2 separate regions of the Homo sapiens genome follow, and region 1 is linked to region 2. The links are chromatin loops, found by intact Hi-C in ENCODE. Cell type or tissue: mammary epithelial cell. All regions are shown on one strand. Each heading gives the region's core, and the rest is flanking DNA. Links, peaks and the distances in the headings are about the cores only. Region 1 has its middle 110 kb from the start of LINC01243. Region 2 has its middle 240 kb from the start of LINC01243.

Region 1 (5,390 bases), core at 313-5,312, 130 kb before region 2:
TTCTGAGCATTAACCTAACTGAACAGATCCCCTCTTGGCCAAGGAATCCCAGAGAAACTTTGGAATGAGTTCAATGCCATGCTTTCATAGTTCTGACACTCATTCCACCTCCTCCCTTACTGTCATTAGGCTTTCTTCCCTAAGGGCTAAAAAGAAATCAGCACTTTCAAAGGACTCCACACTGATCATGTTGATAATGTGGATTGCTAGTTTGTCTTCTCAGGTACTTAACAAAGACGAGATTAATCATTCCTTTGCTCCTCTCTAAGACACCTGTTTCTTCCCTTTTTCTTCAAATGTTCACTTTATCTTATTTAAAGTGTAGATTTACTGGGCACTGATTAACATCTCACAGGTGTGTAATAATTCCTCTCACTGCTGTTCCCCCACTCCCCACCTTTTTAAGGAAAATGTGCAATACCTAAACATCCTGAGAACCTCTTTGGGAAAACAAACAAACAAAACAAAACAAAACAAAAACCAACCCACAGATCCACCTGTGATTCTTGTTTTTTAAGGGTGTGCCCTCAAGCTGGCTCAATAAACCTTGAAATTTGAGACTTACATCTCAATCACTCAAATTCCTGGCTCTGAAAACTGAAGTTAGGCTAATGACTTTTTATCATCTATTTTATAATCAGGCTAGTTGTTTATTACCACTAGTATTGTATTTTTGTCCTCAATATATAGATATTTGGCCTCAACTTATTTGAGATATTAGTAATATAATATCTTTTCATAGTCTTACACTTATCTCTATGGCTATTTTTGCATTTTTCTTTTGTTCTAATACATTTTTAAATTATTTTTTGCACAAACAACAATACATAACAGAGTACATGAGCAGTTAGAAAAATATATACAAAATGAGTAAAATAAATAAAAGGCAGAACTCAATTTGTCCACAAATACTATTAATGTTATGTTTCCTCTCTCTAATATCCTTCATTGGAACTGAAGTATATGTGGCATTTCTAATTCATAGCTCCCTTTGCCTTAATAACCATTAGTCAAAGTAGTAATCTTAGTAATCTCACAGTGAGTGATTGAGTTGAGTTCTCTCAAAGAAGAATTAAACTGAAAGATTTTCAGTTTTTGTGTTTGTACAAAAACTTATTATTTTAAATTTTAAATTAACATCCTATTTATTATTTATAAGGCTTTTGAAACATCTTAACATACTGAAAGATAAGGTTCTTCCAATTGATTTAATTTCTACTTGAAAGGAGTTCTTTGAAATCTTATCTGCATTGGTGTCAATAGAGATAACTTTTAAGTTCCCATGACAAAATCCCGTGACTTCAAGGAATGTCATTGGAAAGCATTTTAAACTAGAAACAATATTTTCTGTTGTTTTATTCTTTTTAATGCTACCGTATCAGAATACAACATATTGGCTAATTTATAATGGAAATAAATCCATTTGACTCATGGTTCTGGAACTAGAAAGTCCAAGGTTGAGGGGTTACATCTAGTGAGTACCTTCTTGCTGCATCATCCCATGGCAGAAGGTAAAAGGCAAGAGAATGTGAGCAGTCAAAACAAAGAGGGGGCTAGACTTGCCTTCATAACAAATCCACTCTCATGATAACAAACCCTCTTCCACGGTAATAAACCCACTCTCAAGATGTCAACATTAATTTTTTTATAAGTGAAGAGCCCTCATGACCTAATCACCTCTTAAAGATCCCACTTTTCAAAACTGTTGCATTGGGAATAAAGTTGCCAACACTTAACTTTCGGGAGACACCTTATAGCATTCCATCCCCAAATAGATGTATTAATGTATATTTTTTCGTGAAAAAATTATTATTCCATCCCAACAGCCCCCAAATCTTAACTTGTCCCAGCACCAACTCAAAAGTCTAAATTTCAAATTCTCATCTAAATCATGTTTACGTGAGACACAAGGCATAATTCATCTGCGGCAAATTTCTCTTCAGCTGTATGCCTGCGAAAGTAAACAAATTACTTCTAAAATACAATGATGGAACAGGCATAGGAAAGACAATCACATCACAAAAGAGAGAAATAGGAAAGAAGAAAAGGGTGGCTGTTCCCAAGGAAGTCCAAAATCCAAGAGGAAAAACAATAGTAAGTGTTTAAAGCTGGAGAATAATTTCCTTTGGCTCCATATTCCAGGTTCCATGAACACTGGGGTGGGGGTTGGACCACTAAGGCTTCAGGCAGCCCTGCCCTTATGGTTTCATTGGGCTCAGTCTATCCAGTAGCTCTGGACGGCTGGAGTCTTATGTTTGCAGCTCTTCCAGGCTAGAGTTGTATGCTGGAGATCCTACAGTTTGGGGGTGCCAGGGGATCCCCCACTCCCATGGCCCTGCTAGGTATTAGCTGTGAGGACTCTGCAGTGGTAATTGTCATAAATAAAGTTTTGGTGCCACAAAAGAAATAGCACTCGAATATAAAATTTTCTTTTTAGTCCTCAGCAAGGCAAGTTACTTCTATAGAAGGGTGCCCCCTTACAGATGGAGCAATGGTGAGCACACACTTGGACAAGGGAGAAGGGGTTCTTATCCTTGATACATGTGGCCCTTGCTGCTGTGTCGTTCCCCTATTGGCTAGGGTTAGACCGCACAGGTTAAACTGATTCCCACTGGCTAATTTAAAGAGAGTGACAGGGTGAGTGGTTATGATAGAGCAGGTAATTGGAATGAGTCAGGGTGGAGCAGGTGATTGGAATGAGTCAGGGTGGAGCAGATGATTGGAATGAGTCAGGGTGGAGCAGGTGATTGGAATGAGTCAGGGTGGAGCTGGTGATTGAAATGAGTCAGGGTGGAGCAGGTAATCAAAAAAGGTTGCTTTATGAGGAAGTTAAATTTAAAAGTAGAAGGCAAAGAATTGAACATACTGATTCTTTGAAAAGAAATTTAGGACTCATATCTAACATCTTGCTCTTGTGATCCTGTGGGGCATTACTTTAGTGAGGCATCTCTATGATGGCTTCAACCCTGAGACAAGTCTCACCTGGGCCCCAAGGCTTCAAAAACATTCTTTGAAATCTAGGTGGAGACGACCATTAGCCCACAGCTCTTGCATTCTGTGTACTTGCAGAATTAGCACCATTATGACACTGCTAAGGTTTACAGATTGTACCTGCTAGACCAGTAGTCCAAGCCACACCTTCTGGAGTAGTGGTTTGAGACCTCTAGACCATAGCTTGAGTGACCAAGGAGTACTGCACCAGAATTCTAGGAGCAGAGTCCTAAGGCAGTGCAGGGCAGCAAATTCTAAGTTCCTGTGGACACCTCTCTGGAAACCTTGCCCTCAATGTTCTAGATTTACTGAAATGACTTCACGGTTATTCTTTCTTTGTTTTAATGAATAGGACCAAGCTATCTTTTATCCATTTTAATCTCCTTAGCAGTTCATTGGCCACACCCTTACTATTCTTTCCTGATCATGACTTTTTATTCTTTTTTTTTTTTTTTTTTCTTTGAGACAGAGTCTCACTCTGTCGCCCAGGCTGGAGTGCAGTGGTGCAATCTCGGCTCACTGCAAGCTCCGCCTCCCGGGTTCACGCCATTCTCCTGCCTCAGCCTCCCGAGTAGCTGGGACTACAGGCGCCCGCCACTATGCCGGGCTAATTTTTGTATTTTTAGTAGAGACGGGGTTTCACCGTGTTAGCTAGGATGGTCTCGATTTCCTGAGGCTTTTTATTCTTTACATGACCAGGCTGAGAGTTTTTCAAGGGTTTTGATTCTATTTCCCTTTTAATTACAAATTCTGTCTGCAAATCATCTATCTGTTTTCTCATTTTACTGTAAGCTGTCAAAAGAAGTTATGTGGAACCTCGAATACTTTGGTTCTTAGATATTTCTTCTGCCAGGTATCCTAATTCATCATTCTTACCTTCTGGCTTTCACAAAGCCCTAAGACATGGACACAATTCTGCCAAGTTCGCTGCAACTATGTAACTAGCATGGTCTTTATTTCACTTTACAAAATCTTTATCTTTATTTCCATCTAAGACATCATCGGAATGACATTTATTGTTTATATTTCTACCAACATTCTGATCACAACTACTCAAATAATCCCTAAGCAATTTCTGACTTTCTTTACATTCCGTTTCTTCTTCTGTGCCCTCACCAGTCATCCTTAATGCCCCATGCATTACAATCTAAGCTTTTTCTAGCCTGCTCCTCTAAATTCTTCCAGCCCCTACTCAGTACCCAGTTCTAAAGCTGCTTCCACATTTTCAGGTATTTGTTATAGCAATGACCAAATTTCTTGGTACCATTTTTCTGTTTTGGTCCATTTTATGCTTTGATAACAGAATACTGCAAGCTGGATAATTTCTAAGGAAAATAAAATTATTTGGCTTATAATTTTGGAGACTGGGAAGTCCAAAATTGAGAAACTGTGTCTTGTGAAGGCCTTCTTGCTGCATTATCCCATAATGGAAGGTGGAAGGATAAGAGAACACACGTGAGAAAAAGCAAGAGGAGGCCAACCTTGCCTTTATAAAAAGCTACTCACTCTCAGAATAAGAAACCCATTCCCATGACAATGACATTAATTTATTCAAAGGGCAACCCCCCCATTACCCAGGCACCTCTTTATAGATCCCGCCTCTCAACACTACTGCGTTGGAAATTAGGTTTCCAACACATGCTGTTTGGGGAATACCTTCAAACCCTAGCCTCTGTATTAATATGTTGAGTTGTTATACTGGGCAAATACCAATTCCAAGCAAAATAAAATTTTAAAATTTTCTCTGGTGTTTTATTCTTCTATATCCATCTCCAAATACATAATGTTACTACTCTGAAGTAAATAACAACAAAAAATCTTAGTGTGCTTTGGGGGAAGGAAATGAGAATGGTAGCACATATAGATAGAAATGTGACCAAAAAATGAAAAATAAAACATGATTGGAGCTTGTCTGTATTTACTTTGTAAAACTCATTTTTTGAATTATATTCAATGCAATATATTAAACAACTTAATAGCAAAACAGGAAAAATCATTCGTAGAATATGTTTTGATTTTTAGGATGCATAGATATTTCTTGAGGAGAGAAGTGACACATTGATGTTACATACAAAAGGAACATAGAGATGAAAATCACGATGGGTATCAATGGTCTGAAACAGGTTACAGAAAAACCTGTGAGAGAAACCCTTTTTATCTCCATTGTCCCATGTGATTTTTATTTCGTTCACCAAAAGACATATGAACAGTTTCTATTTCTTTGTATTGTTCAATAGTGTGAAATGACAAGGCAACAATTTATTCACACAGCTTTTAAGACTCAAATTCACTATCTTGATCCCAAACACAAAGATAGTCTAATCAAAACATAACTCAGGATTTAGCCTGCTGATAAAGCCAGTTAGATCCATGTTCTCTTTCTTACTTTCTAGTCAAGG
Region 2 (5,390 bases), core at 221-5,220:
TAGATTACAGATTCACAGCTGTTTCACTAACATGTAGTAAGGATTTCCAGTTTCAGTTTGCAAGGGTATAGGGTAGCGTTGGGAGTTGGGGAGTGTGGAAAATCCTTACTACCCTTTGTTCTACCCCCTTAGTTTACTTTATTCAAATTTCAAGATCTCTTATTGTCAATCTTTATTTCCCTTTGTTTATCAAATTCTGAATCAGTTTAAATGCCTTTGCTTGCAAGTAATGGTTCATGTAAATAAAGAATTCGTGTGAGGCCAGGCTTGGTGGCTCATGCCTGTAATCCCAGCACTTTGAGAGGTGGAGGCAGGCAGATCACCTGAGGTCAGGAGTTCGAGACCAGCCTGGCCAACATGGTGAAACCTCGTCTCTACTAAAAATACAAAAATTAGCCAGGCATGGTGGCAGGCGCCTGTAATCCCAGCTACTCGGGAGACTGAGGCAGGAGAATCAGTTGAACCCGGGAGGCGGAGGTTGCAGTGAGCCAAGATCGTGTCATTGCACTCCAGCCTGGGGGACAAGAGCAGGACTTCATCTCAAAAAAAAAAAAAAAAAAAGAATTTGCGTGTAGATCTTAGAACTCCTACACAAAGTTCTGATGTTCAGTCTGATTGAACTGGCTACAGTCACATTTCACTGTGACCAAGAAAATAGAATTTGCTGATGGATTTAACCAAATGCATATGAACTAGAGTTTGGACCTTGAATATAGTCAATTTTCAAATGAAGTCCCAATGAAAATGAGCAAATTCATATGAACTAGAATGTGCACCAATTTTCAAATGAAGTACCAATGAAAGTGAGCAGTTTAGAAGAGAAAAGGCAGCTTAAGAGCTTACAATTCAATTAATTAATGCACATTACTATCTCCATAAATTTTCCTGAATCTCGTGCAAGTTTTAAATTATTTATATCTTCCACAGAAAAAATACAGATAATTTTTTATATTTGTCTTATTAAAATTTAAGTCCTACAGAAATTAAAGGACAATAAAGAGCCCTAGTAAGAATAGTTGTGAATATTGCGTAGCTACCATACCAAAATTATTTTTTAAAAAAAGCCAGCTAACTTAGAGGCCATGAAAATTAAACTGGCATTTAATTTGCTTTCTTCTTTTTTGTACAAACTCTTTGAACTGTAATTAAATTTATTTCTAACACAAATACAGCAACAAACACAGTTTTTGACTAAATGAGCTTAGAAAGTGCCTAATAACCCATTAGAGAACTATTTGTGAAATTATAGTTATCCTTATGGAGGTCCGTACCTTGTCAAGACAACTGTAAATCCCAACAACACATTCTGAAAAAAAGACTATTTCTCAAGAAGGAGGTCTGGTTTCAAAGCTCTCAATCAGTATTTAGTAATGGAAAAAGGAGTATGAGTTAAAACATAATTGAATTATGCTGCTGTAGATATAAATAACTGGCAAGCAGAGTAGTTATGAAGATTAAATGAAGAAACATAAATGAATTTAGCAAACAATACATAAACAGGTCCTCAAACTCTAAGAGTGATTCAGTTGTTTAGTTATGTTAAGGACTATTTTTAAAATTTTGGTTAGAATTAGAAATAAAAATAGCTAGAAGAGAAGATTTTGAATGTTCTCAACACTAAGAAAAATGTTTGTGGTGACAGATATGCTTATTACTTGGATTTGGACATTACGTGTGGCATACATGAACTATCACACTGTACCCTATAAACATATGCAGGTATTATGTGTCAATTAAAATAATAATTATAATAAAAAGAACTGAAAATTAAATGAGTGCAGGGATTTGAATTACTTCACTGCCTTTCTCACTACTCCGTTTTCTATGCTTCTTATAAAGCTGCTTTTTTTGTCTCTGAATCTTCACCCTCCATTGCTACTATGGTTGAGAGAATAAGTAACTTTCCAATAGAGTCACATTGAAAAATCCCTTATTGTTGAAAATTTCAAACCATCATGCACATTACTTCCTTTATAATAGCATTACATACTCTTGCTCATCGTAGAGGCCCAGGCTTTAATTAACTCATTCATGACTCAACTACTACATTTTGTCTCTCCCCAGCACAAGTACTCCAAGTAACTTTATATTTCTAGTTCATACCCTAGGGGGAGCCAAAAGGTAGTTACTGATATCTTAGTTTAAAATGATCCTTGTGTCATTCTTGTGTGCCCCAAAAAATCACTGAAAAAATGTATTTGCTTTGTCAAATAAGTTATATTGTTTCTGCTTCTAAGCTCAGAAAACTACACTTCAATAGGCTCATTCTAAAATCATAATTACAAGTAAGTCTCTAGATATAATGATTGAATCTTCAAAGTCACTATTCTCCGTCTTCACATTTATATGAAGTATCTTATACCTCGTGTTTGCTTATTTATTCATTCACATTTTTATTAAATATCTATTATTTACCAGAGGACATGTTAAGTTTTGGGGGATATAGTGGTGTCTAGAACACACTTAATAATTAGCATTAGTGAATTTACGTATGTTGATAGTATCAACTATTTCAAACAGGCTTCGTGTCATGTGCATTTGATTTAATAGCCTTGATATTTTTAGCTTAACATTCCATTAGTTCTTCATGGAGTCTTAATGGAAGTTCTAAAATACTTATTTTTACTTGTGTAAATGTGTTTAATGTAGCATAAGAAGGTTGAGTCTTGACACACTTTAATGTATTCAACTTGATTTCCTTCTGACTCTATATTGATCATCCCTTTAGAATTTCCTTCCCATTCATTCAGACATCACCCCAGTTCCTCCACCAAAGCAACATCCACATATTACAGACATATCGAATGAGTTAAATTTACAAACCTGAAAAGCAAATTACCTCCATGTTTTAAAAATACTCAAATATATGAAGGGGCTTCACATAGGAAAGGAACATTCTGGATTTTCCTTAAAGAAGATATTCAAGGCAGCCATGATAGCCACCAGAAGGGACTATGTAAATGCACATAAGCATTTGCTTAGGGTAAAAGAGTTGTCTTGTGTTTGAAATGAAATTGATTGTATCTGAATGATGACCTCACTAAGCAGGTATTTAAGCCATGAAATCTAGGAGGTGTTTGCAATGCTTTATTTAAAAAGATAATTCTGTTCTTTGCATTATGAGAATCACTGAGTCAAGACTATGGAGGCGTACCAGTGAAGTTTTAATATCTTCATGGACACCTTGCCTGAATAAAATACGATTTCTAAAGAAGAAACACACAAGATCAAACAAATGGATATTTTCAGATCTAGTTATTTTTTGTTTAAAAATATAGAAGATAGGCTTTTGGTTGGGGACCATGGATTGCCTAGAAGACAGTACTAAAGAGGGAACAGCAAGGCAAGGGATCATGAAAGAAGCTCCATGATAATAAAATGGTGTATATACCTTGTTTTGCCTTTTCAATAACCACTACCTGCCTTAACTTCTCTAAGAACTTCTTTTATCTTTTCTTTTATTAAAAATAGTGTACTTCCACCCTCTAATCCACTTACACAGTGGATTAGACATAGCAGGAACCTATTCCTAACTCAAACCAATTATCTTTCAGTTTGTTTGTGTTTTTGTAATTGGTGTAATTCAGAAACTGTCAAATTTCTTTGGCTATGTGGTCTTGGAAAAACAAAGAATGTAATGAAGAGAGAAGAATGAAGTAGGCATGTAGAAAAGGCATCAAGAGACAGAAAGCAAATTCTTATTAGACTCAGAGTTACATCTCATGCCCAGCTGTCTGCATTCCTTCCCTTAATTTCTTTTTTTTTAAAACGTTTATTTTATAGGTTCAGGGGTACATGCACAAGTTTGTTATATAGATAAATTGCATGTCTTGGGAGGCTGGTGTACAGATTATTTCACCACTCAGGTAATAAACATAATACCTGATAGGTAGTTTTTTGATCCTCACCCTTCTCTCACCCTCCACCCTCAAGTAGGACCGAGTGTCTCTGGTTCTCTTCCTAATTTCTGTAAGATATTTTGATATTCTTATAACAAATTTCTGAGTTTTCTTATTTTATTTTAGGAGTGATATTGTTTTATTCATCTTAAAATTTTAAACTTTAAATTCACATTACGAAGTGATCTCTTTCAAAGTTGGTTGATAGCATTTTTAACAGCCTTTAATGTCTGTCCTATATGTATTCAGCTAATCAGAAAATTGTCATGTGATAGTACTTGTGGACCATAATTTATTTAAAGTTGATCAAATTTAAAGTCGATAATACAGTCCACTTGAAGACAATTTATTTTTTGTACTTTGGTATGCAAATATATATGTACATATTATATATATAATATTTCCAAATTAAATGTTAAGATATTAATCCTCTGACATCTTAAATAAAATAAATATCAAACATAATGTGTAAATTTCATTTGTGGTGGAAAGGTCATTAAAAAATGTAAGAAAAAAATAGCCAGCCATGGTGGCCCACACCTGTAATTCCAGCAGTCTGGGAGGCCAAAGTGGGTGGATTGCTTAAGCCCAGAAGTTCAAGATTAGCCTGCATAATATACTGAGACCCTGTCTCTACACACACACACACACACACACAAAAGTAGCCAGGCTTGGTGGTGTATGACTGTAGTGCTAGCTACTTGGGAGCCTGAGGCAAGAAGATCACTTGAGCCTGTGAGGTTGAGGCTGCAGTGAGCCACTGATCATGCCACTGCACTCTAGCCTGGGAGAGACTGAGGTATGATTGTGCTACTCCACTCCAACCTGGGTGACAGAGCAAGGTTAGAAAAAAAAAATTGAAAAAGAAAAAAAGGAAAGAAAAAAATAGTCCTGTTTTAACCGTGTAGATATGCTCTTTGCTTAACCATTTCATTCAGTTATCCCTACTGTTAACCAAGTCCCATAGTAAACAATTATTTAATGATTAAATCCTCTGATGATTTCAAAATAAAACTCGGGCCATTCTCAACTGTAAGGACTGTGGCAAAAATAATTCTCACAAAACTTCCTCTTTAGTCACATAGTGTTCTAAAGCATTTAAAAAAAAGGTAAGGGATGTTTTATTTCCATCTGGGTCAGGTGTGAAGGTCAGTGCTATAGAAAATGGTAGGAGGCACATTCAGCAATATTTTTCCTTTTCTTTTTTAACGTTCAAAAGCAAGTATAGAATCCACCTACACAAGAGACTTTGTTCAGAGTTATTTGATTTGGATTCCTACTGTGCAATGACACATTGCCTAACTATGTGCTGGGGCAGAGAAATTGAGTATGAAGTTGTGGTGAGCTGTGGTCAGGCCTGGCCACAGAAAACCCATGGGTGGACATAAAGAAAAAAACTTCTCATCACTGACGCATGAATGTAGATAAGAAGAGAGTGATACTGCATAGACGAAGCCAAAATTTCCAGGCCTGTAACCCTAACACGAAGTC

The links. A loop is a pair of places that touch in the nucleus more often than their neighbours do. Peaks named below come from ENCODE experiments on the same cell type or tissue, not always from the same donor. Only the 100,000 strongest peaks of a DNase experiment are listed, where the experiment ranks them.
Region 1: it touches region 2 in a loop (3-fold over the local background); 2 of 110 quality-filtered maps call a loop at or near these places.

The regions. Positions count from the first base shown.
Region 1 is chr9:31,270,391-31,275,780 of GRCh38, reverse strand. No RefSeq gene overlaps it. Among named protein-coding and RNA genes, the nearest start is that of LINC01243, 110 kb to the left of the region's middle. RefSeq lists enhancers at 35-968, 1,968-3,167. In mammary epithelial cell, for the core only: no CTCF peak of the experiment used is centred there; a DNase peak (open chromatin) is centred at 2,690; H3K27ac peaks cover 1,171 bases.
Region 2 is chr9:31,137,235-31,142,624 of GRCh38, reverse strand. No RefSeq gene overlaps it. Among named protein-coding and RNA genes, the nearest start is that of LINC01243, 240 kb to the left of the region's middle. In mammary epithelial cell, for the core only: a CTCF peak has its summit at 2,114; DNase peaks (open chromatin) are centred at 2,054 and 4,624; H3K27ac peaks cover 873 bases.